2 separate regions of the Homo sapiens genome follow, and region 2 is linked to region 1. Evidence: read pairs that join two places in POLR2A ChIA-PET (ENCODE). Cell type or tissue: OCI-LY7. All regions are shown on one strand. Each heading gives the region's core, and the rest is flanking DNA. Links, peaks and the distances in the headings are about the cores only. Region 1 overlaps RNF150 (ring finger protein 150). Region 2 has its middle 46 kb from the start of TBC1D9.

Region 1 (15,616 bases), core at 7,340-9,839:
TCTACAAAAATTCTTGCTGGAATTTTGATAGAAACTGTGGTAAACCTGTATATCAATCTGTGGAGAAGTGACACTTGTTGAGTTCTTCAGTTCATGAACATGGAAAGCATCTCTATTTATTTAGTTCTTTTTCAGCTTCTTTCACCAGCATTTTGTAGTTTGTAGCATGTAAGTGAGTGGTGAACATGCTTTGTTACATTTACACTTAAGTATTTATTTTTTTGTTATTGCCACTGGCATTGTATTTTAATTTCAATGTTCATGGGCTCATTGGTAGCATATAGAAATACAATAGAGTTTTTGTATGTTAATCTTATATCTTGTGATCTTGCTAAACTCACTTATTAGTTCTAAGAGGTTTTTGTTTGTTTGTTTTTGGAGAGTCCATGGGCTTTTCTATGTAATCATGTTATCTGCAGATGGGGACAGTTTATTTCTTCCTTTCTGATCTCTATGCTTTTTATTTCCCTTTCCTGATTCATTGCACTGGCTGGAACTTCCAGCATTGTGTGGAGTAAGAGGGATGGGAGCAGACATCCTTGTCATGTTCTAAGTCTTATGAGGAAAGCATTCTGTCTTTCACCATTAAGTATAATGATAGCTGTATGTTCTCTATAGATGCTCTTTATCAGGTTGAGAAAGTCCCCTCTATTCCTATTTTTCTTTCAGGTTTTTTTTTCACTTGTGAGTGGGTATTACATTTTACTAAATTCTTTTTCTGCATTTGTTGATACAATCATGAGATTTTTCTTCTTTAATTTGTTAATATTGTAGATGACATTGGTTAATTTTTAAACATGATGCCAGCTTTGCATCTTTGGAATAAATTCTACTTGGCCATTGTCTTAGTCTATTCAGACTGCTATAATACAATACCTGAGATCAGGTAATTTAGTAGAAATGTATTGTTCATAGTTCCAGGGGCTGGAAAATCCAAGATCAAGGCACTAGCAGATTTGGTGTCTGGTGAGGGCTTGCTCTCTGCTTCCATAGATGGTGCCTTGTTGCATCCTCACATGACAGAAGGGCAAAGCTACTCCCATTAATCTCTTTTATAAGGGCACTGATTCCATTCATGAGGGCTTTGCCTTCATGACTTAATCACCTCTCAAAAGGACCCACCTCTTAATACCACCAAAATAGGGATTAGGGTTCACTATAAATTTTGGAAGGACACATTCATACCATAGCAATCACAGTGTATAATTCTTTTTATATTTTACTAGATTCTATTTGCTAATATTTTGTTAAGGACTTTTGCCTCTATATTCATGAGGAATATTCACCAGTAGGTTTTTTTTTTGTGCTGTCTTTGTCTGGTTTTAATATCAGGGTCATATTCGCTTCAGAAAATAAATTGAGAGTTGCTTGGATTGCTTCTATTTTCTGGAAGAGATTTTGTAGAATTGGTGTTGATTCTTCTTTACTTATTTATTTTTTTAGACACAGTTTCACTCTGTCACCCAGGCTGGAGTGCAGTGGTGGGGCTACTGCTTACTGCAGCCTTGACCTCCTGGATAAAAAATCTTCCCACCTAAGCCTTCTTAGTAGCTGGGACTATAGGCATGCACCTCTACACCTGGCTGAGTTTTGTATTTTTTTTGAAGAGGTGGGGTTTCACCATGTCGCTCAGGCTGGTCTTGAACTCCTGGGCTTAAGCTCAAAGAACCAGCTATTTGTTTCATTGATTTTTTTTCAATCATTTTTCTGTTTCCAATTTCATTTCTTACCTTGAAATGTTTTTTGAGAAGCTCTTCATCTTCACAATTTCATTGATTTTCTAATTTTTTGTAGTTTCATAGTTTTCTTCCTTCTACTTATTTTGCTTTTCTTTTTCTAGGTTTTTGAGGTGGAAGCTTAGATTATTTTTAATTTTAATTTTTGTGGGGAAGCTTAGATTATTGATTTAAGTTTTTTTCTTTTCTATTATGTGTATGTGGTGCTATGAATTTCTGTTGCTTTGAATTCACTGGGCTTTTTGATTCTGTGAATAGTGTTTTTCATTGGTTCTGAAAATCTTCATTGTCTCTTTAAATACTGTCCCTGCCTTATTCTTTTCCTTCTTACCCTCAGAGATACCCATTAAACACTTGTGGTATTCTTTATGTCCCTTACCTTTTTTTCTGTATCAGCAATCTTTTTGTCACTCAGTCCTTCATTGTGAATAGTTGTCCCCCCACTATTTTTCAGTATATTAATTTTTTTCTTCACCTGTGTCTAATCTGCTAATAAACCAATTCATCTACTGAGTTTTAAATTTTGGTATTTTATTACTTTTTTTCTGAAAGTTCCATTTGATCCTTTTCAAAAACTGTTTTATACTTTAAATTGTAAAAATATATGTCAGTTCATAGTTTCTCCTTCCTTTCAGATGTTATTAATTTTTAAACAAAAAATTTAAATATAGTTAATACAGTTAATTTATATAATTCTAAGACTTGAAGTCTTTGTAGTTCTGTTTCTGTGGTCTGTATTCTGCCAGATATTTCTTATGACATCTACTTTCTTTGTGTATCTGGCTATTTTTGGCTTAGTTTTGGACAAATTTTTTGATGCCTAATATGAAATTGGCTTTTTTTTCCCAGAAAGTATTTGTATTTGATTCTGCAAGGTATCTAGAGGCACTACCAGTTTAAGACAACTTTAAACTAAATTTAAGCCTTGAAATTACCTGGAAAATACAGGATACTCAGGAGAGTTTAACTGAGGTTGTGGTTCTGTGCTAGGACTGGTCTATGGGGGGGGGGGTCTTTACAGATTATTTAAGGGGTGAATCTCTTATTAGGCTTTCGATTTTATGTGGTTTCTGGGAGTTGATTTTTTTCTTCCAGTGCCAGGAGGCCACTAAAATGAAAATCCAGTATTTTTAGGGTGGATAACTACTCTCAGAGGAAAAGAAGCTTCTGTCTTCATTTGTGCTTCTGGGATGCTGACTTCTCTTCATGGTAGGTCTGGTATTTCCTTCCTATCTTGTCACTGCTTTGATTCTTTTAAGATACATTGTATATATTCTATCTATATTTATATTTTATCACATTAAATTGTTTTTTAGCTTAAATGACAGAAATGTGTTGTCTCATAGTTCTGGAGGCTAGAAGTTGGAGGAGATTAAGGTGTCAGCAAGGTTGGTTCCTTCTGAGGGTCCTGAAGGAGAATTTGTTCCGTGCCTCTCCCTAGCTTCTGGTGGTTTACTGGCAATATTTGGTGTTCCCTGGCTTATAGAAACAAGCAAACAAAAAAGAGGTTTTTTTTGCCAAAAGAATTTCTCCAAATAACCTGACTCAGCATTTCAGAAAACAGGATGGGCTTTGGTAAGGCAGTGAATGTCAGAGAACCTACACATTCTGGGCAAAGATACCATCTTTTATTGCTTGTCTTTCTGGCTTTACTCCCTCTGAAGTCAGCAGGATTTTTTTTCCCCATTGGAAGTAGTACATTCTGAAATCCAAGTGTTGTTTTTCCTGAGAATGTGTGTGTGGCATGGTCATTCCTTCAATCATTTATTCAACAAATATATGTTGAAAACCTGTGCTAAGCCAGGTCCTATGCTAGGTACTGGGATACATGGAGAATAAAAACATGGATCCTAATCTCAAGTAATTTGCAATCTAGGTTGGAGAATTGGTATTAATCTGACAACCACATAAGCAAACTATCAATACTAAACATTGTTTAATACATGGAGTAGACCTGTCATTAGAGCTATAATGGCCAAGTACAAGGTGCTATGTAAACGTTTAACTGGGATATTTAATCCAGGGGTGAGAGAAGTTTTCTTCAAGGTAAAGCTCTTGAGCTGAGATCCAAAGAATGAATTGGCATTAAATAGAAGGAGGTGAATAGGATAAGACCAATAAGGCTGTGTGGAAAACCTGTGCAAAGGCCCTGTAGTGGATGGTGCTCTGCATGTTAGAAATAGAAGATGTTAAAGCCAGTGGGGCTGGAACACACAGAGTGAGTGGGAAAGTGGTTTAAGATAATTCTGGAGATGTTGTCAGAGGCTAGGTAGAGCAGGACTTAGAAACCAATCAAGAATTCTCTTCTGTACTTGGGCTTATAGAAATGGGAGATCATTAAAATTTTTTATTGGGTCAATGTGTATGTGTGTGTGTGGGTGTGGGTGTGTGTGTGTGTGTGTGTGTGTGTGTGTAGAGGCTGCTCTTGCTCCTGCATTTAGATAAAGAATTAAATGCATGAGCTATCTTGTGAAATGCTATGTGGAATAGGGCATTAGTGGTCAATCAATGAGTATGTAAGTGATACTTCAAGAATATTTCTTTGGCCAGGTGTGATGGACCACACCTGTAATCCCAGTGCTTTGGCAGGCCAAGGTAGGATTGCTTGAGGCCAGGAGTTCAAGACCAGCCTGAACAACAAAGCAAGACCTTATCTCAATTAAAAAATGTATAAGAAGGACATTTCTCCAATATTACCTTTCAGGAACACATATCCTGAAAGTGGGATATGGCATTTCTAGTTTTATCACTTCAAACCTGCTTTTCATTTGAGCATATATGGTTTCAGCAATATCTAGGCCTAAGAGCATTCTGAAGGTCTCTGTTTTCTGGTATGGTCCAATATACCTTCTTTCTTCTCTGAAACATCCTCTACCCCCAACCACATTAGTTGGTGTTGTCTAATCTTCCTTTCTAACTGGAGAAGATTTGTGAAAGGTTTTTCTTCCTCAAAGTTACCCCTACAAACGCTAATCAAAGTAGAATCCAAAAAACTCTGTTCCCTAACGCCAGGGCATCTTTTCCATTTGATGGTCAACAGAGCCCCCTACTGGGAGAAACAGCTCAACTACATAAATACCAACACAAACAGCAAGCGTTCTGTAACGTTTGGTTCTTTACCCAGCCAATGTTTAATGTAATTACTGTGCCGTAGCTGAGACACCTACTCATTATTTTTGTGATAACTCTGACATATAATTACAAAAGATTAACTTTTCATTTGGCAAATTTTCCAGTTACTCAGTGTTGAAGAGTCATTGTAACAATTAATAAAAATCACAAATGTATAGTCTTAAAATATAATTGATGTCAAGAAATAATTTGGTTCAGTGTTATGTTTCAAGAAGACTAACATTTAAATTCTTCAGGGTACTGAGCTTTCTGTTTTATTCCTAAAATTTCCAACGGAGGACACTCCACAGTGTCATCAGAGATGAATTCTTTGCTTCTAATAATTCAATAGGTTGTTATATTTGATAATAGTATCTCCTTAAAAAAAAAACTCCTGTTAGAATGGTTCTAAATTTACAGAAAACTTACAAAGACAGTACAGAGAGTTCCTGTATTTCCATCACTCAGTTTTTCCTGTTGCTAACACCTGGCATTACCATGGTACATTTGTCATAACTAAGGAATCAACATTGGTACATTACCATTAACTAAACTCCAGAGTTTACTCAGATTTCACTATCATTGTAACTTTTCCCCTAATGTCCTTTTTCTGTTCCAGGATTTCATTGAGGACATCACATTACATTTAATTACCTTGTCTCATTGGGATCCTCTGGTCTCTGACAGTTTCTGTGACTTGCCTTGTTTTTGATGACCTTAGCAGTTTTTGAGGAATACTGGTCATGTATTTTGTAGAATGTTCCTCGGTGTGGAGTTGTCTGGTGTTTTTATCATGGTTCTACCAGGATTGTGTTATGGGTTTTTGGGAGGAAAACCCCAGTAACATTCTCATCACATCATATCAAGGCTACATACTTATGTATGCATCATTGTTGATGTTAATTTTGACAACCTGACTGAGATAGTGTTTATTATATTTCTCTACTGCAAAGGTGCTTTGTCGTTGTTGTTGTGGTTGTTTTTTGGAGTCTTGCTCTGGACTCAGCCTAGAGTGCAGTGGTGTGATCATGGCTCCCTGGATCCTCAAACTCTTGGGCTAAAGCGATCCTCCTGAGTAGCTGGGACTGCAGGTGCGTGCCACCACACCAGCTAATTTATTTTATTATTATTATTATTATTATTATTATTATTATTATTATTATTATTATTTTGTAGAGACAGGGTCTCGCTATGTTGCTTAGGCTGGTCTCAAACTCCTGGCTGCAAGCAATCCTCCTCTCTGGGCTTCCCAAAGTGCAGGTATTACAGGCATGAGCCACCACACCAGACTTGTTTTTTTAAATTTAAATTTAAATATCTTTCATCTTATTTTACAGAGATAAAGACAGAAACCTGTCAGCTTCTTTTTTCAGATGAGGGAGGATAATATATCATGGTGGTGAAGAGCAGCTTTTAGGAGCCAGAAAACGGATTAATGAGCAGTTTTGCCACTTACTGGCTGTGTGATTTGGGCAAGCTACTTTCTAAGCTTCATGATCAGAATTTGTAAAATGGGGTACTAATAGTACTTTCTTCAAAGGGTTATGGTAAGGGCGAAATGATATGATGCATGCAAAGCACTTGACTAGTGCCTGGTGCATAGTAACCATGCAAATGTTCACTATTATTACTAACGTTAAGATGACAGCAGTGATGATAAGCACTATGCATTTATTTTAGTGTCACTGTTATTCTTCAGAGTCAGTAGCAGCAAGTCCTCAGCAGGCAGTTCTTTCCATTAATATGCCAGCCTGGACTTGGTGTTTTGGGCTAAAAAGCTGAGCCTCCAGCATTCATTCAGTTACTAGTTTAACGATGTTCCCTGAGCTCCTTCTAGGTCCCCAGGATACATGGTTAAACCAGCAGACACAGTGTGGCTGCAGCCCTGTGAGTCAGGTGGAGAGTGTCCAGATAGAGGTGAGTGGGAGACAGAGGTCAGGGTTGGTTCCTATGGGACCCTGTGGGTAAAGTATAAGGACAGGCTTGATTATTTCTTCTTTAGTCTCAAGCCATCATTTTATAGGTGAAATTTAGTCTCCTCCAAGTTCATTACCATAAGATCAAAGTAGACCAACCAAATAAACAATTTTACTTGTCCCGCTTTCCTACTTTGATTTTGGTAGTTGTGCTATTGAGCTCTGAAGTGACTGGAATGGTAGTTTTCAAACTTTAGGATGAGGCCAGGCATGGTGGCTCATGCCTACAAACCCAGCACTTTGGGTGGCTGAGGTGGGAGGATTGCTTTAGGCCAGGAGTTTGAGACCAGCCTGTACAGTGAGACCCCGTTTCTTAAAAAAAAAAAAAAAATTACATTAAAAATTAGCTGGACATGGTGGCATGGGTCTATAGTCTCAGGTCTACTTGGGAGGCTAAGGCAGGAGGATCACCTGAGCCCAGGAGTTTGAGGCTGCAGCGATCTATAATCGTGCCACTGTGCTCCAGCATGGGCGAAAGAGTGAGACCCTGTCTCTAAAAACAATAACACCTTCAAGGTGCATTAGAATCACCTGTAGGGTTCCCTAGAACACTTACCCTATATCTTGAACCAATTATTTCTCGTATCATCAATCTTTCTGCAACCCTCTTCCTCACTGTGACTTGTTTCCTTATGTATTTTGAGCTTTTGGTGGTGAGTTTATATTCCTTCAAACTTGGTTTGTGAGAATTCCTTTGAGACCTGGTTTAAACAGTATTCCTCTAGTGAGGATATATGCATTCATTTCTACTAAACATTGAATGTGACTATCAGTTTGCAATAAGTTTAAATTCGTACTTTGGGTTTTTAGGTCGTATAAGTACTTGGATTCTGATACATAGCCCATGAGAAGGCTTGTCTATGGCTAAGGTATCTTGGGGTGTTGGAGGAGACTTTATCTTTTTCCCTTTTTAACTAGAACCAAGGCCAACACTGGTAAACACTTATATCAATTCCTTCTGGTAAGCATATTTTTTTTTCCAGTTTACCCACGAAGGGTGTCAATTCTTTTGGGTGCTGGCTTTGTGCTGGAGTCTCTGATTCTGAGCCTGAGCTTTGTCTCTGAGCTCCTCCTGTAGGAGCAGCACACGCCCTTCTTGTGGCCTGTTTTTGTGTGGCCTTTCAGCTAAGAATGGCTTTTACATTTTTAAACTGTTGCTAAGAAACAACAACAATGAAGTAAGTGACAAATCATATGTGGCCCACAAAGCCCAAAATATTATCTTTAAAATTGTATCTTTTCAGAAAAAAATTGTAGACCCCTAGATCATGAAAGCTAAATAAACATAGGCACCCAGGGCAAACTCTATTTCTGGTGGTCCTGTTCCCCTCTGAATAGACTAGTAGTTTCTTACTGTTTCTGGTGTCCAAGAATTTATCTTACATTCCTACCAGCTTAGCTCTTTGTCTTAAAGGAGGTGTTAATATTTTATCCATTGTTTTTAGGAGTTCTCTACTTGGAAGGTTCCTCTGGACATTGAGCACCTCTTAATATATGAAAAAGAATCCTCGCTCTTTACTTCCTGTCGAGCAAGTCTCAGTGCCATAGCAGGGCTATAAGAAGGGATGGCCTTCTTATGCACTGGCCTGTGAGCCAGTGCTGGGAAGTATGATATAACTGAAATGGGAGACTTCCCTTGCACCCCTTCTCAACACATGCGACAGGAGTGTGGCTCTCTGTTTGGTGAGTTCAAACCCCTTTTATGGGAGGAGGATCATGAAGATGGCAGGTGCAGGAACCAGAGTGACTGCTTTGGGGCTCTGGCCCCATGGCAGTGTCTAGGGGTGGGTGTCTGCGACTCCCAAAGCCCAGGTGGGTGCATGTTACAGTGTGCTCTTTTAGTCTTGCCCTTCTGGATGGCTTAAGGGTTAACCAGGTCAGTGGGCCCTCTGCCTTTTTGCAAGGGCAGGGGGCCAGCATGACAACTTTCTGTATCCTGAGCTCTTGTCCAGCCATCCCAAAAAATTGGGTCCGACATTAACTTGAAGGCTGAATGTGGGGGTTTTATTCAGTGGTGGTGATGGCTCTCAGTGGAATGGATGGGGAGCTGGACAGGAGATGGAGTGAAAAGATGATCTTTCCTTAGAGTTTGGCTGTCTAGCTGCTGATTCTCTGACCATCCCCAGCCAAACTTCTCCTGATGTTCCTTCTCTTCTCTCCCAGCCTGGGGCTTGGGGTTTATATGGGTACAGGACAGGGGGCGTTGTGGGCCAGAAGGCAACTTTTGGGTGCAAAAACAGGAATGTCTGTCCTTATTTAGGGCCGCAGGTATTCAGGCTTGAGGGTGGTACCTTTGCTGGGGAAACCACCCTCTTCTATCCAGTATTTCCATGACTAATCATATTTTGAAGGGGCGAGTCTAGAAAATAACACACATTGGGGTCTTAAAATAATGAGCTTCCTTGCATAGCTAAAATTAGCATTCTGTGGGGACTCACCTTGTGGGTTGTGTGTGTGTGTGTGTGTGTGTGTGTGTGTGTGTGTGTGTTTGCAGGTGTCCCTGCTTATATACAGTGGTTGCATCATCCTATTCTACTTCCAGTACTTCCAGACTAGACTTGTTCCTGTTCAGGGAGTGTTTCCTGATTATACATAATCTTCCTATACATAAACTTTCAGTTTTCTTTTTTTTATTATAGAGACAGGGTCTTGCTCTGTCACCCAGGGTACAGTGGTGCAATCATAGCTCACTGCAGCTTTGACATCCCTGGCTCGGCTCGGCTCAAGTCATCCTCCAGCCTCAGCCTCCTGAGTGGATGGGACTATAGGCACATGCCACCATGCCTGGATAATTTTTTAATGTTTTTCTAGCGACAGCGCTCTCACTTTGTTGCCCAGGCTGGTCTCAAACTCCTAGCCTCAAGCAACCCTCCTGCCTTGGCCTCCCGAAGTGTTGGGATTACAGACACGAGCCACCATGCCCAGCAGCTTTTCTTGCTTTCCATTCCTTATATTTTTGAGTGGTCAGGAGGTGCTTACCCATTTATGAAAGCAGCATGGTGCTGCCGAAGGAACTCTGGCAGTGGAGTCAGGAAAACCCAAGTTCTAGTCCTGAGTCCATCCCTCATTAATGTCCTCCCTTTTCCTCTCCACCTTTTTGTTTCAAACAAGGGAGATAAAAAAGAGGGAAAGAAAATATGATAAGAGGCAAATGGACTACCTTTAACTTTCCTTATCATAAAGGAAGCTCTGTGAGTCAGGTCCTGTGTGTGTTTAGGTCCTGGCATTATACCTCAATCTCAGGTAAAGGTCTCCTGAAATTATATTTAACTGGGAGTTTTGCTGGCATAAAAAACATCAGGTCCAGGCCCAGAGTGATGCAATTTTATTCTCAGGTCTAACTCTATTGTGTTCTAACATTCTCTAATTCACTTCTCTGCTCTCACATGTATTTATAGACATGGATACCATTGCCAAAGCTCTGAATTATGTTTTTCTCCTTAGAGATTTGAGACCCTTGGCTCCCATTAGATCTATAATATCAATGACAGCTGTGTTGTGTGTGTATACAGCTCTCATAGCAACCAAGTGCAGTTGCCCGCCAATGAAACCTGGCTCTGCTTTCCCCCTTGCCTATTTAGTAAATGTCCTTAAGAACAAAGAAGGTGGGAATGTTAGAGGGAGGCACAGCGGGAGTGATTAGTTTAAGGGTTATGACTAATCAGGCATGTTCCCTGTGGGGGAAGGTGGGGCGTGTCTTCCATAACAGGAAGGTCCGAAGAGATTGAGGCGTTTAATTTGTACCTCCCTGTATGCCAGCAGATACAGGCTACCACTGGTTGGAGATTTAGGACGGCACCTTCTTTTGCTAGGGTGCTGTGACTGAAAGCCAACAAGGGGAGATGCAATCACAGTGAGCAGAGGGTCCCCATGGTATCTTTGGTGGCTCGGTGGAAAGGTCTTTCTCCCTGATTCTTCTCACAGCCAAGAACAAAGATTTACAGTGAGACTTGGTGGAGGCTCTCTACTACCTGTGAGTGTGATGAAATAAGAGGTCAAATTGCTTCTGTTGTTGGATCACTAAGAATGATGGAACTAGTGTTTTAAAATGTCTCATAAAGAGGAGACCTCTCTCAGTCACCTGAGTTTCTTAATTGGTATTCACTCTTCTGTAGATAGTAATTACCGCAGAGCAAAAATGACTCATATTCTCTCCCTACCCTTTGTTCCCCAATTTGTTGCAATGCATTATTCAAGGAGATGAGTAGCACTACTAACACTGGCTTCTAAAGAATTATTAGACTTAGAAAAGAACTAGGTCGGGCACAGTGGCTCATACCTGTAATCTCAGCACTTTGGGAGGCCGAGGTGGGCAGATTACTAGAGGCCAGGAGTTCAAGACCAGCCTGGCTAACATGGTGAAACCCCATCTCTACTAAAATTCCAAAAATTAGCCAGGTGTGGTGGTGGGTGCCTGTAATCCCAGCTCCTCCTCGGGAGGCTGTGTGCAGGAGAATTGCTTTCGAACCCAGGAGGCGGAGGTTGCAGTGAGCCGAGGCTGTGCCACTGCACTCCAGCCTGGGTGACAGAGCGAGACTCCATCTCAAAAAAAACTAAAAACAAAACAACAATAACAATAAACAGAACTAAATATACTTCTGTGTCTTCTGAATGATGGTTTAGCTTACAGTCCTCCAAACATAGGTATTAACAGAATAAGAGTTAAGCGGCAAAGCTGACCCAGCTGGCCCATTACAAAGCTGTGGGGAGTTTTCTTTTTCTTTTTTTTTTTTTTTTTAGCTACTTAATTTTGTCAAAATCTGGGGTTGTAAATGTTCCATTCTCAAATGTGTGAATATGCTGCATTAAGTCTCAAAACAAAAGCCCACAAAGTGGAGTTTCTAGGTGGGATGGGGCCTCCGCCTTCAGGCACAGCATGATAGCAAGCCAGGCTGATGCCCAGTGAAGCCAGGCTGATGCCCTGGCATGCGTGTGACTCTGGGAAGTGCCCAGTGATCTCTCCCCAGGTCACACCCACCCCAGGTGAAGCAGGCCCCAGGCTAATACTGCTCACTGTGCATCACCTGACTTTCCCCTTGTCAACTAGGAGCAGGGACAAGAGAGGCAAGGGTCTGTGGAATATGCAAGATTTACAGCAAATGATGTCTGGCAGCTTTTTTTTTTTTTTTTAAAGTCTGAACACCAACATGTTCCACACAGTGGTCTCCAGTGTAATGTGGAAAAACATAACCCTTGATAAAATGGGGCTTTATTGTCAATCAGCTTCAGGAAAAGCTGAATTATAGAGTTAAATCAGTGACCTTACTGAAGACTTCTCAAAAGTTTTTAATAGCGGCCAGGCACAGTGGCTCACGCCTGTAATTCCAGCACTTTGGAAGGCCAAGGTGAGAGGATCAGTTGAGGCCAGGAATTAAAGACTAGCCTGGACAACAAAACGAGACCCTGTCTGTACCAAAACAAAACAAAACAAAACAAAACAAACAAAAAATTTATTAATAGCTAATATGAGTTGTATGAAGCCTTATCCCAACTTAATTGAACTTGGGAGCCTGCTGTAAATTCTAACATATCCCATCCCACAGAACACATTTCCTCATTTGGGGATCCCTGGTCTAGTGGAAAGATGATGGAAGTTGAAGTTGGGAGGGATGGTTTCCAGGTCCTAGGTAATAGCTTCATACCCACAGTGTCTGGGCAGATAAACATTGCAATAATGGAAGCATAAACAAAGTCTAAAGTGCCTTCTAATTTGGCATAGTCATGAATGTTCCCAGCAATCCCCTTAGAGTATCTTCCTGCCTACAAATTAAGCATAGACTGGCCCTGAGTAAAGCCTCCGGGCACTAATGTTTTCCTTATCTACAGCAGCTCCAGGAGGCCACAGCACTCAATACTGTTTGTGTTTTCTTTTTGCTAGCAAATTCTGTGAAACCCACAGCTCCTGCCTGGCCATGTCCAATCCTGGCTGCTCCTCAAGTGCATGTGTCAGGAGTCTCGGCTGGGCCAGGCACGGGGGGGCTAGGCCACAACCAAAGGCCTACCAGGTTCCAGTAGGTGAGGCCAATGAATAGAGGGCCATTCTCCTTTCCTGCCTTCCTTTTCCACCTTCCCAGGCCAGCAGGCTCCATCTTTTAAATTTTCTTCATATTCCCTTGCGAATCCCAAGGAATTGCTATTTAAAATCTTTTAGAAATATACTAGCAAATATAAAGAAGAAATCTGTCTGCCCCAGCCCATCTGGCAGACCCCATGGTATAACTCTGCCTAGTATAAACTTGCCTGAGATAGTCCATAAGCATAGTGCTCAGTTCTTGCCAGACTACACCTCAAGCTCATTTCACAGCCATTCTTCTTCAGAATTGCTAAAATCTCTTAATTCCCTTAGAACAGCAGAGCTAAGAGAAGGTTGGTGCCTGCCACTTGACTTACCTGAGAAAAATAAGGAAGCTATTATTATCCTTGGTCTTTGGACATAATTGTGATTTAACAATAAATATGATGTTTTGAAATCCATAGCACCACCTCTGCAACTCAGGGATAGGCAACAAAGTCAGGGAATACAGATGACACAGACACAAGCATCTGGTTCCATTTTATTAAAAAACAAAACCAAAAGAAATTTTGCAGTGAAATTTCCTGGAATTCACAACCCTCATTTAAAAATCCTTATAGTTGCAATATTTTTTTTTTAGCCAGTACGTAAGAACACGATTGCACTTATTTACATGATAGTCTTCTATATAACAAAAATAACCATGTTGTAATGACTGTTTCCAACTATCACCCTTGTTTCATCACTAGCCCATTATGAGACAAGTTGATTACGCTCTCCAAGTACAAAGAGAATAGAATAAAGCAAAATAAAAGTCTGTGTCTCCTAATAGAAGACAAATTCCTTTAAAGACAGTTACTTTTTTTTTTTTTTCAATTTCTTTGTATTTCAAGAGGGATATAAAGTGCTCTGAAAGGAGTAGGGTAGGTGCCTGAGGTGGGGAAGAAGGAAAGAAATTTATACAGAAAAAATTTAAAAAACTACACTGCCTTAACTAATCATCTCAATATGCACACAACTTTGTACAGAAGATTAGTTTTGGGTAAAAACGCTACATAATTCACTAGTACTTATTTCGGCAATTAAGAACTGAAGTCCAAATGAAAGACTCCCCATGCAAATGTCATCAGGAGTGACTTTTTTGTGATTTTGGGTCAGATGCTATATAAATCAAGGAAGCTCAGTCACACAGTCTGAATATGGAGAGGATAGACAATGCCGAGATGGAACCATCATCTACTACCTGCAGACTAGCCAGAAAGACCTTGTGGGGAAGCTAAGTAGACTTTACCCCAACATCAATCATTTTACAACAAAAGCATTTTGTTGCAAGCATTTGTTTACAATAAAAGTAATTTGTGTTAGGATGGAAAAAAAGCCATTGGAATTTCCTCTTGCTAGTAGGGAGGAAGATTGATTTATGATGTCATGTCTGATTATTTATAATTGTAAATTCATTATTTGCAGATTTTTTTCTAGTGGGAAATAATATGCTGTACAAAGTGGTTAAAATAAGTTATTTCTTTTTCACATTTTTGCAACTGGCAATTGCTGGTTATTGTCTGCAGTCTACAAAACTGAGTATCACATATGTACTGCTTGAGAGTTTCCCCTGGAAACCAGAATAATCATCCTCCCAGCTCATGAACATTTTAAAGAACAATACCCATTTTTTTTTCCAGAAAATGGATGGAATGTAACTTTTCACAAATACAAAATTATTTCATTTTCTAAATGTAAGGGACACCCCTCTATAAAAATAACAGTCCCTCCCCACTCCCACCCCTACATCTCCTTCTAATTATAAAATGGTAGAACCATCTCAGATTACTAATGTGAAAGCAGGAAGTAAATATATTATGTACATGTACAAAACACATCAGTATTTCACACCATTTACATTCATATGAAGTCTTTTTATTGATCTTCCTTTGCAATTTCACAAGAATAAAGTTGAGATAACTTACAAAAACAAGCAGTCCCTTGCTTATAACTGCACAAACATTCTAGCCAGAGGCATCTTCTTTGCAAACAGAGCAACATTATCCTTCAACATTTTGCAGAAGTAAGGGCTGCTGACAGTGAGAAGATCTGTGGGGTCTCCTTCAGCTTTTTAGAGTTTGTGACACTCTTTCCTCATTTGATAAATGTAGACCAAATTCTCAACTACCGAAGAAATTGTATGATGAAAGGCAAGTAACTGGTTGTTGAATTCATGACCCAAGTCAAATTAATCTGCTGCAAGAATAATTGCGATTACTCCAGCAGAGGGCACTCTGCTCCTTGCAATAACATCCTACTGAACAGTAAGTACCATGGATGCCAACACAAATTCAGACCGAAAAGTCCATGTATGTGTTAGTTCTTCAACTGCTCTACTATACCCATTAGTACAGGCAACAGTTTTGTATCTTCTTCGAAAGAGCAGGATATACTATATTTAGCTAGCTCTTATACATGAAAATTCTTTGGCTATTTAAAATCTTCACATTCTCAAAGAGAACAATGTTCTGAGTTCAGTAAAGCGCTAGATTTGTTGGAAAGTTTTGAAGGAAAAGGGGACTAAACACTAGACTTTAAAGATGGTGTGGTACTAAGGCCACAATTCATTTTTTAGATTTCGGGATTTAGTAAGGTCAATCAACAGTCTGCAACAGAAAACCCCATAAGGTTTAATGGTTTCATTCAACCATGCAACCCACCTTCGCTTTTATTTATGAGAACATTGGGAGAAAATTCAACTAGTCAATGGAAGAAACATGTGTTCATTTGGATGGTGA
Region 2 (15,616 bases), core at 4,914-7,413, 54 kb before region 1:
ATACTCTTTCAAACAGTGCAGCAGCAATGACCGTCTTTGTACATATTTCCTGTGTGTGCAGATGAGTATTCCAGCCTATGTTGTTTTTGGGTACATCATCTGCTATGACAGGCTCAGGAGGACCTGATATAATCAGGTAACTCTATAGCAACAGGATGCTTTATTTTTCATATTTTCTTAGAATGATAAAACTTAATTCCTTTGGGCCCTGATATTGATTTAGAGGTCTTAAAGTTTTCTCTTAAATTGTCTCACTTGTTTTTAGGCTAAAGTTTCCTGTTATTTCTTTCTAAACTGAATATGAGGCTCTTTAACAGAACAGACAGAGCAAAATTGGAACTGCATATTTCTGCCTTTTCGTGACATGAACTTTGTGTTGCCAGTGACAATTTTGATTTATAAGATAATGTACACAGGCAAAAAGTAGAAAATATATTTTAAATGTCCAATTTTTTTCAAGAAATAATAAAAAGTACAATGCAAGGAGGAAATTATTATCAACGTATTTCTAGGGAAGTAAAAGGTTAATGTATTGCAAAGCTTATCAAAGACTGTTAGTTGTTCCTCAGTGTCATGGGTCTAATCATGCACCCTGAAAATTCCTATGTTGAAGTCCTAACCCCCAATACCTAACAATGTGGCTTTATTTGGTGATAGGATGTTTACAGAGGTAATCAAGTTAAAGTGAAGAGGCCATTAGGGTAGAACCTAATCCAGTATAACTGGTGTCCTTGTAAGAAGGGGAAATTTTGGTCAGAGATACACACAGAGGGAAGACAACATGAAGAGACAAAGGGAGAAGATGGCAGTCCACAAACCAAGGGGAGAGGCCTGGAACAGATTTTTTTTCTCTCAGAGCTTTCAAGGAATCAAGCCTGCAGACACCTTGATCTTGGATTTCTAGTCTCCAGAGATAGTAAGTTTCTTTTTTCTTTTTTCTTTTTTTTGAGATGGAGTCTCACTCTGCCCCCCAGGCTGGAGTGCAGTGGCGTAATCTTGGCTCATTGAAACCTCTGCCTCCTGGGTTCAAGCGATTCTCCTGCCTCAGTATCCCGAGTAGCTGGGACTACAGGCGCGCCACCATGCCCGGCTAATTTTTATGGTTTTTTTTTTTTTTTTTTTTTTAGTAGAGACATGGTTTCACAAATATTGGACAGGCTGGTCTCAAACTCCTTGCCTCATGATCCACCTGCCTCGGCTTCCCAAAGTGCTGGGATTACAGGTGTGAGTCACTGCACCTGCCCTGAGATAGTAAGTCTTTTGTTTACGGCCACCCAGTTTATGGCATTTTGTATGGCAGCTCTAGCAAACAAATACATATACTCAGTATACATACATCTTATCATAATCAGCTCCAGCAGTGGCCTCCAATGTGCCATGCGCCCTAGGACCTACACCTGATCAGTCTCCTCCCCTTGCATCTGTGCTAGGCCTGAGGCTTGTTTTAACTCATAAAATGTGGTTGAAGTGAGGCTGTGCCAGGCCCTAAGCATTAGGAAGGTCTGGCACTTAAAGTTTTGCACTTTGGGGAAGCCTAGGCTGCCATTTAAGAAGTCAGGCCACCCTTTAAGAGAGATCATGCAGAAAGGTCTTATGGAAAGGGAGAGACCTGAGTCTTTATGGAGAGACCTTTCTATATGGAAAGGCCCAACACTCCACGCATGCCAGCTGAGGTCAGTCTTCCAGCCGTCCCTACCAAGGCACTGCAGATGCGAGTGAGCATGTTGGACATGATAGCTGCAACCATCATCTGACTTTAATTGCCTGGGAAACTCTAAGCAAGGTCAGTAGAGGGACTGCCCATTCAATTCACATAATTATGACCGATAATAAAAAGTTGATATATTTTAAGCCACTAGGTGTTGGAAAAGTTTGTTACATAGAAATACATAATTGAAATATTCCCTTCTTCTACAGCAATAAGACTTCCAAGAGACCAGCAGTGGTATGTCTTACTTCCCAGACATGTTCTTAAATCTCTTTCCTGCTTCTTCCTCCAACCTGCTTTATGGAATGTGGTCACAGGATCCACCCTAGACAATATGCATGTACTATCCTAGAGACAGCTGAGTAACCAGGTTAAAGGAGCCTGGGTCCCTGCTATGCCAGTCCCAGACTATTACATGGAAGAGAAATGAACTCCTTGTTTACTGTTATTTTGGGCTTCAGTTACAGCAACTTTGTCCATATTCTAATTAACATATAAGGGATGAAATGTTTTACAATCTTTTTCTTAGTAGGTTTCTCAGCATGTTTTACAATCTTTTTATCAGGAGGCCATTTTTCTACACTGAAGTAAATTAGGACATTGTTTCAAATGAAAGAAAAGGAATTAAAGGATGAGAACATGAGATCATATATGGAGACATATGACAAGATTTCTTCAGGTTGAAGGCCAGGCACGATGACTCACGCTTGTAATCCCAGCACTTTGGGAAGCTGAGGCGGGCAGATCACCTGAGGTCAGGAGTTTGAGACTAGCCTGGCCAACTTGGCGAAACCCTGTCTCTACTAAAAATATAAAAATTAGCCGGGCGTGGTGGCGCATGCCTGTAATCCCAGCTACTTGGCAGGCTGAGGCAGGAGAATCACTTGAACCCGGGAGGCAGAGGTTGCAGTGAGCTGAGATTGCGCCATTGCACTCCAGCCTGGGCAACAGAGCAAGACTCTGTCAAAAAAAAAAAAAAAAAGTCTCTTCCTTCTGTTTCATTGAAGCTAAAGTTCAGTTCCTGCTGGACTCCTTCCCTATAGCGATAGTTATTACTGAATAAAATCTATCCTTCTGGCTTTAGCTAGTGTCCAGCTTAGTTCGTCTTTGACAGTCAGATTGTTGCTTGCATTCAGCTTTTCCTGTTCTCCGTAGCCCTTGACTTGGTCTCATTCCTTATCACATTTTCGTACTGAAAATTGGAAGAGCAATGGTCAGACTCTCCTGAGAAAGGATGAACCTGGTTCACTCTGAAGCACAATAGAGGGTGTGTGTTAGCATCTGGCTAGGTTGTAGTCATTAGCATATTATCTGATTTTTTTTTTCTGAATGGTTGACTCAATGTTGGGTAAGACTTAATAAAAATTCATTTTATCTGCTCTCCTTTTTCTCTCTTTCCCTCAATCTTTACAGTTTTCCCCCCTTAACCTTGCATCAGGGTGTTCCCAGGATATTGTGTCGGGGGTCTTAACTTACATTTGATGTATGAAATGAAATGCATTTTCCCAACATAGCTATGCTTAAGTAGAGCAAACTTCTGTGTTTTAACCCTCCCCTTTTTATGCCAGTTGAGTAGGGAGGAAGGAACATCCAGAGTAGAAGCCTCTGGGACATTGCTCCCTTGAGATTCAGGGTGAAGACTAATATCATTAGTCAAGGCCAGATGTGACTGGGTTTCTTGCCAAGAGATTGGTGAGAGCTTATCTGGGGATGGAATGACTTGACTGGACGTCTTGCCAACCCTGGAGTAACCCTTGTTGGCGGGGGGGAGATCCAGTGTTAGAACCAACGAGCTGGAGGTTGTGGGTGAGCACGGAGTCACACCATCTGCAATTCAAGTCAGTGACTGTGGATCTCCCAGACTCCCCTGCCCATCCGAAAGTGCCCATGAGCTGTGGTTATCAAGGACAAACTACCAGATGGGTGACTGTGCCAGCAGGACCAGCAAAATGGAAGCTGAGGAGCTGAGGAGCCTAACACCAACCACAAAACCCAAACTTCCCAGAGAGATGAAATTATTCACCCAGAAACCACACAGGAGATGCTGCAGGACACTTTGAAATGTACTTAGTGAATACCCGGGAAATTTCACCTATGCTGCAGGCACTGTGTTAAATGCTTTGTGTACGTGATCTCATCTGATTCTCTCAATATCCTAAGTGGGTAAGTTCCATTACTACCCCATTATAAAGAAAATGGAGCTGAGAAAAGGTACGTAATTTATCTAAGGGTGTACTCTTTTTTTTTTTTTTTTTTTTTTTTGAGTCAGGGTCTCGCTCTGTCACCCAGGCTGGAGTGCAGTGGCACGATCTCGGCTCACTACAACCTCCACCTTCTGGGTTGAAGTGTTTCTCCTGTCTCAGCCTCCCGAATAGCTGGGACTACAGGTGTGTGTCATCACACCTGGCTAATTTTTGTATCTTTAGTAGAGCTGGGGTTTCATTATGTTGGCCAGGTTGGTCTCATCTCAAATGCCTAGCCTCAAGCATCTGCCCACCTCGGCCTCCCAAAGTGCTGGGATTACAGGCATGAACCACTGCACCCAGCCAGGGTGTACTCTTAGCAAGTGGCAGAGCAAGGACTGGAATGCATGATGTAATCCCTTGCTACTTCTCTGGTTTTATATCCTTACCAGGCCATCTCTTGGTGACCCCATTGAACTTCTGGCTCTTCCTCTCAAAGCCAAGCATGCTCTCCACTAGTCCTGAGTGTGCTCTTTCCTCTGCTGGGCTCCCCTTCCCTCTGATAACTGAGTGGGTTTCTCCTTCCCTTCAACCAGGTCTCTGTTCAAATATCCCTTTTCAGTGAGGTCTTTAGCTCTCCTATCTAGAATGGCATCCTTAACCCTTATTGATCTTTATCTCCAACAGCCTGCCTCATTTTTCCTTTTAGTTTAGCAGCTGTTTATTTCAGCCTGGACCTCTTTTTTTTTTTTTTTTTTTTTTTTTCTTTTAGAGATAAGGTCTCACTCTGTTGCCCAGGCTGTGGCTCAATCGTGGCTCACTGCAGCCTTGGATTCCTGGGCTCAAGTGATTCTCCTGCCTCAGCCTCCCAAGTAGCTGGAACTACATCTGCATGCCACTACACCCAGCTTATTATTTTATTTTTTGTAGAGATGGGGGTCTCACTATGCTGCCCAGTCTTGTCTTAAACTCCTGGCCTCAAGCAGTCTTTCTGCCTCAGCCTCCGAAAGTGCTGGGATTATAAGCATGAGCCCTCACGCCTAGTCCATGGACCTCTCTTCTGAACTCCAAGCTGTGATAACCAATTTCCAACTTGACATACCACTTGGCTGTCTATAAACTTCCTCGAGTTTACCATAAACTTACAAAAATGAGCCCTGATCTTCCTCCCGCCTTCCTTCAATCTGTTATTCTTGCAGTCTTCTTTATTTCAATGAATGGCACCTCTAGTCTTCCAATCCCTCAGAGCGAAAGTTTAGGGTCACCTTTCACTTCTCTCCTTTTCTCATTCCTCCTGCCCAATCTGTCAGGAAATCCTGTTCTCTACCCTCAACTTAGATCCCGGCTGCAAACACTTCACACTGCCTCCATGGGGTTCCCCCGGCCTCATCACCATCACTGCTTCTCGCCGAGATTATTGTGATAATCTCCTCACTGATCTCCCTGCTTCTGCTCTAGGTTTCTTCAGCTTATTCTCTGCATAGCAGCCAAAGTGATCTTTTAGAAATATGAGTCAGATCATGTCACTTTTCTGCTCAACACCCACCAATAGGTTCCTGTCTCATTTAGAGTAAGAGCCACAGCCCTCACAATGGACTACCAGATCCTAAACTCTCTGGCTTTAGTTGCCTTTCTGACCCTATCTCCTAGATAACTGTAGTATGTATTGGGAGAATGAATTAATCAATAGTATTTATTATATATCTACTTGTTTACATGATTGTTATCTATCTCTTCTAGAATATAAACACCATGAGTACAGAGAATAGCAAATAGTAATACCAAATCAATATTTACACAATGAATGAATACACAGGTAAACCCAGACCATCTGATTTCAAAGCCCATGAGCTTAATCCACTATACACCACACCACAAAACAGATGGGCTTTAGGTCATTCCAATTTTATTATGCACTCCAAATCTTCTGACCTTTCCCAATCATATATATATATTTTTTTTTTTTTTTTTTTTTTTTACTTCTCTGTAGCAATTTGACACTAGCAATCTGCCTAGTTTTCTCTCTTAAAGGAGGTTTCTTGGCTTTATGTTTTTCTTCCATGCTAATGGTTACCAAATTCATTATTTCAAGTTCCAGACCTGGATTTTTAAATAGCTGCTGTGATGCGGCCTGGCTTTCCAGAACCAGTAAGAAAACTCATGCCAAATGCTAGCACAGAGGATGACGCCAATGAGGATTAGTTCCCTTTCCTTTTGTCAGGACAAAGAAAACACACAAGTTGGTTCAACTTTAAGTTGGGACTGCAAATGGGGGAGACAGGAACGCAGGAGAGGGGGACAGCTCTTTGGGCAGCTGAACATTTCCCACAGTGTCTGCTGTGTGGGCTGCCCCCTCATTCACATTGGAATGGGGAAGTGAAAAACATCTCCTGTGCCCGCTCCCCGCCCAGACACATCTACATCCTTCCCCTTCACTGTAAAAACAGGTGCTCTTCCCCTCTGGAAAGGATTTTTGTCTAAGGGAGCCACGAATGCATTTTGGGTCATGTCCTTCTTGAGCATTTTAGCAGAAGGAGATTTCCAGCCACATCCCTTGGTAGATCTGTGATGTTGGGCAAGTCACATCACTTTCTTCATTTTGGGAAAAATGGATTCCTCATGTGTAGAATGGGTACATTATTTACTCTGTTTAGTATTGTAAGGCAATAGTACTTTCAGACATTAGATGTATACCATCATCATTTACATTATAATAAAAGTATTATATAAGGGAAGTACAATCTGTTTAGTCCTCCTGCAGTGTGTAAGCTAGTCTTATCTCAAAATTTAATCCTGAAGCACACAAAGACATACCTTTTGGCTTGTTTTTATTTTCTCAGCTTTTTTTTTTTTTTTTTTTTTTTTTTTTGAGACAGGGCGTTGCTCTGTCACCCAGGCTGGAGTGCAGTGGCTCACTGCACTCTTGATCTCCTGGGTTCAAAGGATCCTCCCACCTCAGCCTCCTGAGTAGCTGGGACTATAGACACGTGCCACCACACCTGGCTAATTTTTGTATTTTTTGGTAGAGATGAGGTCTCGCTGTGTTGCTCGGGCTGGTCTCAAACTCCTGGCATCAGGTGATCTTCCTGCCTCACCTCCCAAAATGCTGGGACTACAGGCGTGAGTCATGGCATCTGGCCTTTTCAGCTTTATTGAAGTATAATTGACAAAAATTGTACCTATTCAAGGTATGCAAAGTGATTTTTTTTTTGCTTTTACTCTTGGCAAACTATGATACAACATGACATTTTAATATGCATACACATTGTGAAATGATCATCATAATCAAGCTAATCAACATATTCATCACCTCACCTACTTACCTTTGTGTGTGTGTTTGTGTGGTGAGAATACTTAAGGTCAACTGTTTTAGCAAATTTCAAGTATATGATACATTATTAATTATAGTCACTACGCAGCACATTAGGTCTCCAGCTTACTCATTTTATAACTGCAGGTTTGAAGCGTCTGCTTTTGGAGTAAGAAGCTGCATTACTTTATTACACCACAACTCCTCCAAACTGCATTTACTACAGTTTGAAGCTTTCCCCCAAGAGATTCCTAGGACCCTTATCAAAGAGAAAGTAGTAGCAGTTTTTTCAATTGAGACCTGTTCTGACCTTTCTTTCCACAGCTTAATCTTTCTTCCACTAATTTTTTAAAGTTTTGATTGTTACTGAGATGTAATAAAATGTAATAATATAAAATAACCTTTCAGATAAGATTTAAAGAAATAAAGGACCTATATTAGTTTCCTGTGGCTGCTGTAAAATTTGTTACTCTGAAACATCACTCATTTATTCTCTTACAGTTCTAGAAGCCCTAAGACCAAAATCCATTTAGGCTACATAAAGTTAAAGGGTCACAGGTCTGTGTCCCTCTGGAAATTCTATGTGGTTCCAGTTCCGGTGGCATTTCTTGGCTCATGGTCCCATGGTCCCTTCCTTCCTCTTTTATTTTTTGTTTGATTTTTTGAGATGGGATCTTGCTCTGTTGCCCAGGCTGGAGTGCAGTGGTGGGATCATAGCTCTCTGCAGCCTTGAGTTTTTGGGCTCAAGGGATCCTCCTGCCTCAGCCTCTCTAGTAGCTGGAGCTGGGACTACAAGTGCGTGCCACCACATCCAGCTCCTCCCTATTCAAAGCCAGCAGTATAGCATCATCAAACCCCTCTCTGTTTCTATTATTATCACATCTCTCTCTTTCTCTTCTATGTCAAATCTCCTTTTGCCTCCCTCTTAGAAGGAAACCTTTGATTGCATTTTGGGCCCATCTGGATAATCCAGGATGATCTCCTTGTCACAAGCGCTATAATTTAATCGCATCTCGAAAGACCCCTTTTCCGTATAAGGTAATATGCACAGGCTGCAGGGATTAGGGTGTAGATCTCTTTGAGGGTCATTATTCAGCCTACCACAGAAGGGAGTTCCATCTTTTTTTTTAAAAAAAGGTCAAAAGCTATTGTGCTAAATAATAACAGAAACACTTACATAGTACATTCTATATGCCAGACATTGTTTTAAGTGTATTTGTGTGTGTGTGTGCTCGTGTGAATCATTTGTTTCTTATTTTAAGGATTTGTGTTTTTCTTTTTCTTTTTTTCTTTTTCTTTTTTTTTTTGAGACAGGGTCTTGCTCTGTCACCAAGGCTGGAGTGCAGTGGCGTGACCTTGACTCACTGCAACTTCCCCCTCCCAGGTTCAAGCGATTCTCGTGTCTTAGCCTCCCTAGTAACTAGGACTACAGGCATGCACCACCACACCTGGCTAATTTTTGTATTTTTAGTAGAGATGGGGTTTCACTATGTTGGCCAGGCTGATCTCAAACTCCTGACCTCAGGGGATCTGCCTTCCTTGGCCTCCCAAAGTGCTGGGATTACAGGCGTGTGCCACAGTGCCCAGCCAGGATTTGTTTTCTGAGACAGAGTCTTGCTGTGTTGTCTAGGCTGGAGTGCAGTGGCATGATCTTGGCTCACTGCAGCCTCAACTTCCTGGACTCAAGTGATCCTCCCACCTCAGCACCTCCAAATAGCGGAGACTACAGGTGTGTGCACCATGCCCAGCTAGTTTTTTTTTTTTTTTTTAAGAGATGGGGTCTTGCTATATTGCCCAAGCTGGTCTCAAACTCCTGAGCTCAAGGGATCCTTCTGCCTCAGCCTTCCAAAGTGCTGGGATTACAGGCATAAACTACTGTGCCTGGCCAGTCCAAGGCTTTTTGACTTAGGTCTACTTAGAATGTGCAAGAGACTCCTTCGCCCATCTAGAACACCTACTTCAATTTTCTATTTGTAAAATAATTTAGTTATTTTAGTAATAGCAATGAAGAGTTATTATAAAAGCAATTGAGAGGGAAAAAGGAAGGGTTTCCATTTGTGTGTCCAATAGGAATGCAGTCACTTAAGTATGAACTGCAAGGTATACTTTTTTAAAAGTATAATTATTGAAAAATTATAATCCGAGAAAATATTGTTGATGCATCTATTTAATAATTTCTGAGTCAGCCAGATCACCAATAATAAACTAAATAGGTAACAATGAAGCTAAACTAATGGGAATTGATAGCTAAAAGAACAAAGAGAGCCACAATAAAAAATATAACTATCTCAGGGCAACATTAATGACAAGAAGTGCTTCATGAAAACTTCAGGAATTCCAACCCACATGTGAGCAGGTGCATGGGCAATAGGAACTTTGATACATTAGCAAGCATTGCCTAGCACAGTCATCTGAGTAGAATATTGAATTACAGTCCTTAATAAACTCTAGAATATGCTAATTTTTCAGTACAACATCAATTTTTTTGTTGTTGTTTTTAGAGACGGATTCTTGCTCTGTCACCCAGGCTAGAGCGAAGTGGCATGATCTTGGCTCACTGCAACCTCCATCTCCTGGATTCAAGTAATTCTCCTGCCTCAGCCTCCCAAGTAGCTGGGATTACAGGCACCCGCTACCACACCCAGCTATTTTTTTTATTTTTTAGTAGAGACGGGGTTTCACCATGTTGGCCAGGCTGGTCTCAAATTCCTGACCTCGTGATCCGCCCCCCTCTGCCTCCCAAAGTGCTAGGATTATAGGCATGAGCCACTGTGCCTGACCAACAAACATCAAATTTTATTCTTAGAAACTTCCTGTAACTATGAAGTCTTTTTTTTTTTTTTGGAGACGAAGTCATGCTCTGTTGCCCAGGCTGGAGTGTAGTGGTGTGATCTCTCTCACTGCAGCCTCTGCCTCCTGGGTTCAAGTGATTCTCCTGTTTCAGCCTCCCTAGTAGCTGGGATTACAGGTGCATGCCACCATGCTTGGCTAATTTTTGTATTTTTAGTAGAGACGGGGTTTCACCATGTTGGCCAGGCTGGTCTTGAACTCCTGACCTCAAGTGATCCGCCTGCCTTGGCCTCCCAAAGTGCTGGGATTACAGGCGTGAACCACTGGCACCCACCTGTATTAAGTCTTGATAATAATGATGAAAACTCACATTTTGAGCCCTTAGTATGTGACAAGCACTGTGCTAAACACTTTAATACATTAATTTCTTAATCCTTGTACTAATAGAAATTATGAATCTGAAGTACAGAGAAGTTAAGTAACTTGCTCCAAGTTGCACAGATAAAAAATAGTGGAGCTGGGAGAGGAACCCAGGCAGCCCCTAAAGAATACATATGGAAGGCTATGGGATAGTTTGAGCCCACCTTCAAGAATCATTGTTTTAGATATTTATAGCACTGCTTTTTTCCAGAGTTGATATATAAAACTCTAGGCACTTTTTATAACCTTTACTGAAGCTACGGTGGACTTGGATTATAGTCATTGATTTCCTGCATTAAATTGTCAGCTCCAGGAGGTCAGAGAACCCATCTTGTTCTTTTGTTTTCCAAGGCCCTAGAAAAATGTCTAGCACAGAGTATTGGATCAATAGATGTATATATACTTTATTTAATTGTTTCACATAAAAATGCTTACCAACATATTTTATTTTTCTGCTGATCTCAACATTTATTATTCCAGTAAACATGTATCTAGCACAAGCCATGTGCCCACTTCAGACATGGGGATACAGCAGTGATAAACTTACACATGGTCCTACCCTCAGGGAGTTTGCAGTCTAATGGGGGAAACAGACACTAAAGGAGCCATTAAGATGATGAGATGATAAGAGAACTATGGATGCCATCCCAGCACACTGTAAAGGGGCTGATCCTAAAAAAAGGCCAGGGAAGGACTTGTGAGGAAGTGTTGAAGGTTGAAAGCTGGAAGATGAGTGGTAAATAGGTCAGATGAAAGGGAAAGGGGATATGTTGGAGAGAATATCTTAGATAGAGGAACAGTGCGTTGAAAGGTCAGGGATGGCCAGGTGTGATGGCCTCACACCTGTAATCCTAGCAGTCTGGGAGGCCAAGGTGGGATCGTTTGAGTCCGGGAGTTCAAGCCCAGCCTGGTCAACATGGTGAGATCCCATCCCTATTTTAAAAAAAAATTAAGAAAGGTGCAGGGATGAGAAGCACAAAGCATTTGTGGACCTACAAGAACTTTATTGGGTCCTTGAGCCTAGTGGACATAAGGGATAAAGGCCAGCCATAAGGCAAGAGAATTAGTCATGGGCCAGCTCTGGGAAGGCCTTGGTAGGAGTATGGAATTTCTCACAAGGTACTGGGAAATCGCTGTAGAATTTTAAACATAATTAATGTTTTGCTAAAATTTACGTCCAGAATGATTTCACTTGTGGGCAGTGCAGAGAATGGATTCACTTGTGACAGTGCAGAGTAGGAAGTAAAACAGAAGGTTGGGAAACCGGTTAGAAGGTTATTGCAATGGTCTTAGTGATAGAGGATAGCAATGGCCAGGATGGAGAGAAACTTGAGAAACAAACACCTAGCCAGCCAAGCAGAGCAACCAAGTTTCTAATGAAAGTGTTAGTCAGACCAGAATTTTCTCCAACTGCGTCATTAACCTCATCACTTGCGATCTTTAAGAGGAAAGAGTATATGCTCTGGTTATTGTTCTGATTCTAAATTTTGTCCCAAAGATCAAGAGTGCAGTACCATCTTCACAGTGAAGATGCACTGGACAGCAGTGTTTAAATGGTCAACTATGGTTGGGAGGGAGGGGGTTGAGGGACCAGAGGCTGAATATTGTAGTTTCAACCAGAGAGAGTCATACATCAAAATTGTCTGTAGAGCTTTTTAAAAATAACTATGCCCGGTCCCCATCCCAGATCTGTGGATTTACAGTCTCCAGAAATGGGGCTGGGGAGTGTGCACTTTATAAAGCTCCATAGAATATTTTGATACTCTATGATTTAGAACTTTGTGTGTAGGGCATGAAATACTGAGGGCTTGAGCAGGGCTTTTCAGAGAATACAAATGTGGGAATTAATAAGGAGGTATAATTTTCAGGACTTGGCAACCGACTGGATGTGACCCAGATGGCAAAGAGAGGTTCTACAGATAGCGGTATCTGTGATCGTCCACTAGACCATTTACAACCTGGGCAGAACTTTTGTGAAAACTGGATAAAGTCACCTCCCTAAGCATAGAGCTTGGCAAGCTGAGCCAGGTGCTGCCATCAGGCCATGGGTTCTATATGGCAGTCCTGGTTTCCCACCTGGAAACAGGAGGTCCAGGCAGCATAGGTGAGCTGGTTAGCAAAGACACTGGTAGATTAAGTTTGGGTCAAAGTGTGTTGGGTAAGCAGGAAAATATTCATCTATCCTCAGGTGTTAGAGCAGGTAAGTGGAAATCCTGTTTGTTGAAGACCAAGGATTGAGCTGGGAGATATTGGCGTAGTGGCAGAGCTGAAGATCTGCATTGTTTGATACAGTCAAAGGGAAGACTGCAGATAGAAAACAGAGTTCTCTGTTACTCGAGTGTAACTGGTGACAGTTAAATTAAATGTACTGGGAAGAAACAATCACTTAGAAAGTAACCAATGATACAACAAAATTCCCTCCATAAAACTTAAATGTTATTTTCCGGAAACTTTAGCCTAAAAAGTAGTAGGAAATTCCATGGTGGGGTAACAGGTTTTATGGGAAAAGTAGGACAGAAGAACCAACCTTGGCGGAACTTATGAATATTGTCACATTTTCTAAACTCAAACAGTGGAGGGCATACTAACTAAATAGACTGTTAGTAGCATTAAACCCAGCCTAAGTTAAAGGGTGCTGGACAGCTAATCGCCGTGTACCACCTCCTGGTTGTTAGACTCTACAGGATTTCTTCCCCCATTTAATCGAGATGGTTGCAAGTTCATTTTGCATTATTGCAGATAATGTTTATTTGCATTTTAAGATATGTTTACTTTATTCCTGTTCTACTCATGTGTCCAGTCTTCTCTGATTTGGAGTTGTTTTCTCCTGCTTCCTGGAGTAACTTGGATATTTGGAAAGGAACATCTGCACAACTGAGAAGATTTTTTTTTTTAAACTCGTTTATTTATGCAGAGGGTCATGAAAACTTCAGCCAAAGAAAGCAGAGCATTGCAAACTGTTAGTTCCTCTTAGAGGTTTCAGTTCTCTTCTCCCAGAAGATAACAGCTAATAATATAAACAACATTCTTTCAACATTTCCATCTGCTGAGTGTTGGGCTCAGAGTTTTACATATGTTGTGCTATTTACCCTTACAATAACATTGTAAAGCAGGTGATACTATCATCTCCATTTCAGAGATGGGGAAGTTGGCTCTTAGCCTAACAAATTTGGTCAAGGTCAAAGCAGTATCATTAGTCAGTGGTAGACATAAATTTGAACGCAGATTGGGCTAACCCTGAAGCCCTAAATCTTCTCTTTTAGAATTATGGTAAAAGACACATATGTTAAATCAAGTTTAGCCTAAAGCTGCCTCCTTACGTATTTTAAGTTCAGCCTAAAGGTTTTGCTGTACATTGTAAACTATAACAAGTGGAGGTGTAAACAGACCATAGCCTACAGTTGTGCCAATCACCAAGTTTTGGCCAATGAAATGTAGCCAACCGTTCGAACGGTGTTCGAATAAGGCAAATGCAGACCTGTAACCAATCCAGCTGTTTCCGAACCTCCCTTTCCTTATTCTGTCCATGAATCTTCCACCACGTGGCTGCCTGATTTGTGAATAGTTCATTGCTCAATTAAACTTCTTTAAATTTAATTCAGCTGAAGTTTTTGTCTTATCACATAGATTTACCATCTTAACCTTTTTTTTTTTTTTTTTTTTTTTTTGAGACAGAATCTTGCTCTGTCGCCCATGCTGGAGTGCAGTGGCATGATCTCGGCTCACTGCAAGCTCCGTCCCCCCGGGTTCATGCCATTCTCCTGCCTCAGCCTCCCGAGTAGTTGGAACTGCAGGTGCCCGCCGCCACGTCCGGCTAATTTTTTTTGTATTTTTTTAAGTAGAGACTGCATTTCACCATGTTGGCCAGGATGGTCTCTATCTCCTGACCTTGTGATCCGCCTGCCTCAGCCTCCCAAAGTGCTGGGATTACAGGCGTGAGCCACCATGCCCGGCCCCATCTTAACCTTTTTTAAGCGTACAGGTCAGTGGCATTACATACCTTCACATTGTTTTGCAAATATCACAACCATTCATCTGCAGAAGTTTTTAATCATCCCAGACTAAAACTCTGTACTCATTAAACAACTCTAAATTCCCGCCTCTTCCAGTCCCTGGTAACTACCTTTCTACTTTCTGTCTCCATAAACTTGACTATTCTAGGTGCCTCATATAAGTACAATCATACAATAGTTGTCCTTTGGTGTCTGGTTTATTTCACTTAGGTTCACTTAGTTTTAGCACTTATAAGGATTTCCTTCCTTTTTAAGGTTGAATACTATTCCATTGTATGTCTATTCTACATCATATTTTGTTTTGCCATTCATCTGCGGATTGGGTTGTTTACACTGTTCGGCTATTGTGAATAATGCTGCTATGAAGATGGGTGTACAGGCCGGGTGCGGGCACGGTGGCTCATGCCTGCAATCCCAGCACTATGGGAGGCCGAGGAGGGCGGATCACTTGAAGTCAGGAGTTTGAAACCAGCCTGGCCAAAATGACAAAAACCCTCTGTCTACTAAAAATACAAAACTTAGCTGGGCATGGTGGTACATGCCTGTAATCCCAGCTGCCTGGGAGGCTGAGGCAGGAGAATTGCTTAAGCCCAGGAGGTGGAGGTTGCAGTGAGCCAAGTCTGTACCACTGCACTGGAGCCTGGTCGACAGGGAAAGACTCCTTCTCAAAAAAAAAAAAAGGGTGTACAAATATCTGTTCGGGTGCCTGATTTCAATTTAAGGCCCTAAATATTAAGCACTGCTCCACAAAGCAGCAAGATCCAGCAAGGTCACAGCTCTGAGATGGAGGCTGACCAGCCTGCAGCTTCCTTTATGTAATCCAGTACGAACATAGCCTCACGGGAGAGGAAAGAAAGGAATACAGGAACTTCGTCTTCCTCCCCACAACTTCCTAGTTGAAAAACAGATTCTACTATTGTCGACCTGATTGTACTTGGAATCAGTTGCAGAAATCCTGAAACATAAGCCACAGCTCTATTTCTTCTCTTTCAGAGTTAAAAAAAAAATACACATTTTGCAACAGTATAGAAAATACCTATTTTTAAAAAATGCTCTGCGATATAACATGACAACTCTCTCTCTCTTCTTTCTTTTCTCTCTCTCTCTTCTCTCTCTTTCTCTCTCAGACAGGGCCTCGCTCTGTTGCCCAGGCTGGAGTGCAGTGGTGCGATTTCGACTCACTGTATTCTCT

What was found. Peaks named below come from ENCODE experiments on the same cell type or tissue, not always from the same donor. Only the 100,000 strongest peaks of a DNase experiment are listed, where the experiment ranks them.
Region 2: POLR2A ChIA-PET joins it to region 1 with 6 read pairs; 3 of 35 experiments call an interaction of 5 or more read pairs at or near these places.

The regions. Positions count from the first base shown.
Region 1 is chr4:140,846,442-140,862,057 of GRCh38, forward strand. RNF150 (ring finger protein 150) reads right to left here. Exons shown (of 7, transcript NM_020724.2): 7 at 13,366-15,616. Among named protein-coding and RNA genes, the nearest start is that of TBC1D9, 98 kb to the left of the region's middle. In OCI-LY7, for the core only: no CTCF peak of the experiment used is centred there; no DNase peak of the experiment used is centred there.
Region 2 is chr4:140,794,618-140,810,233 of GRCh38, forward strand. No RefSeq gene overlaps it. Among named protein-coding and RNA genes, the nearest start is that of TBC1D9, 46 kb to the left of the region's middle. In OCI-LY7, for the core only: no CTCF peak of the experiment used is centred there; a DNase peak (open chromatin) is centred at 6,294.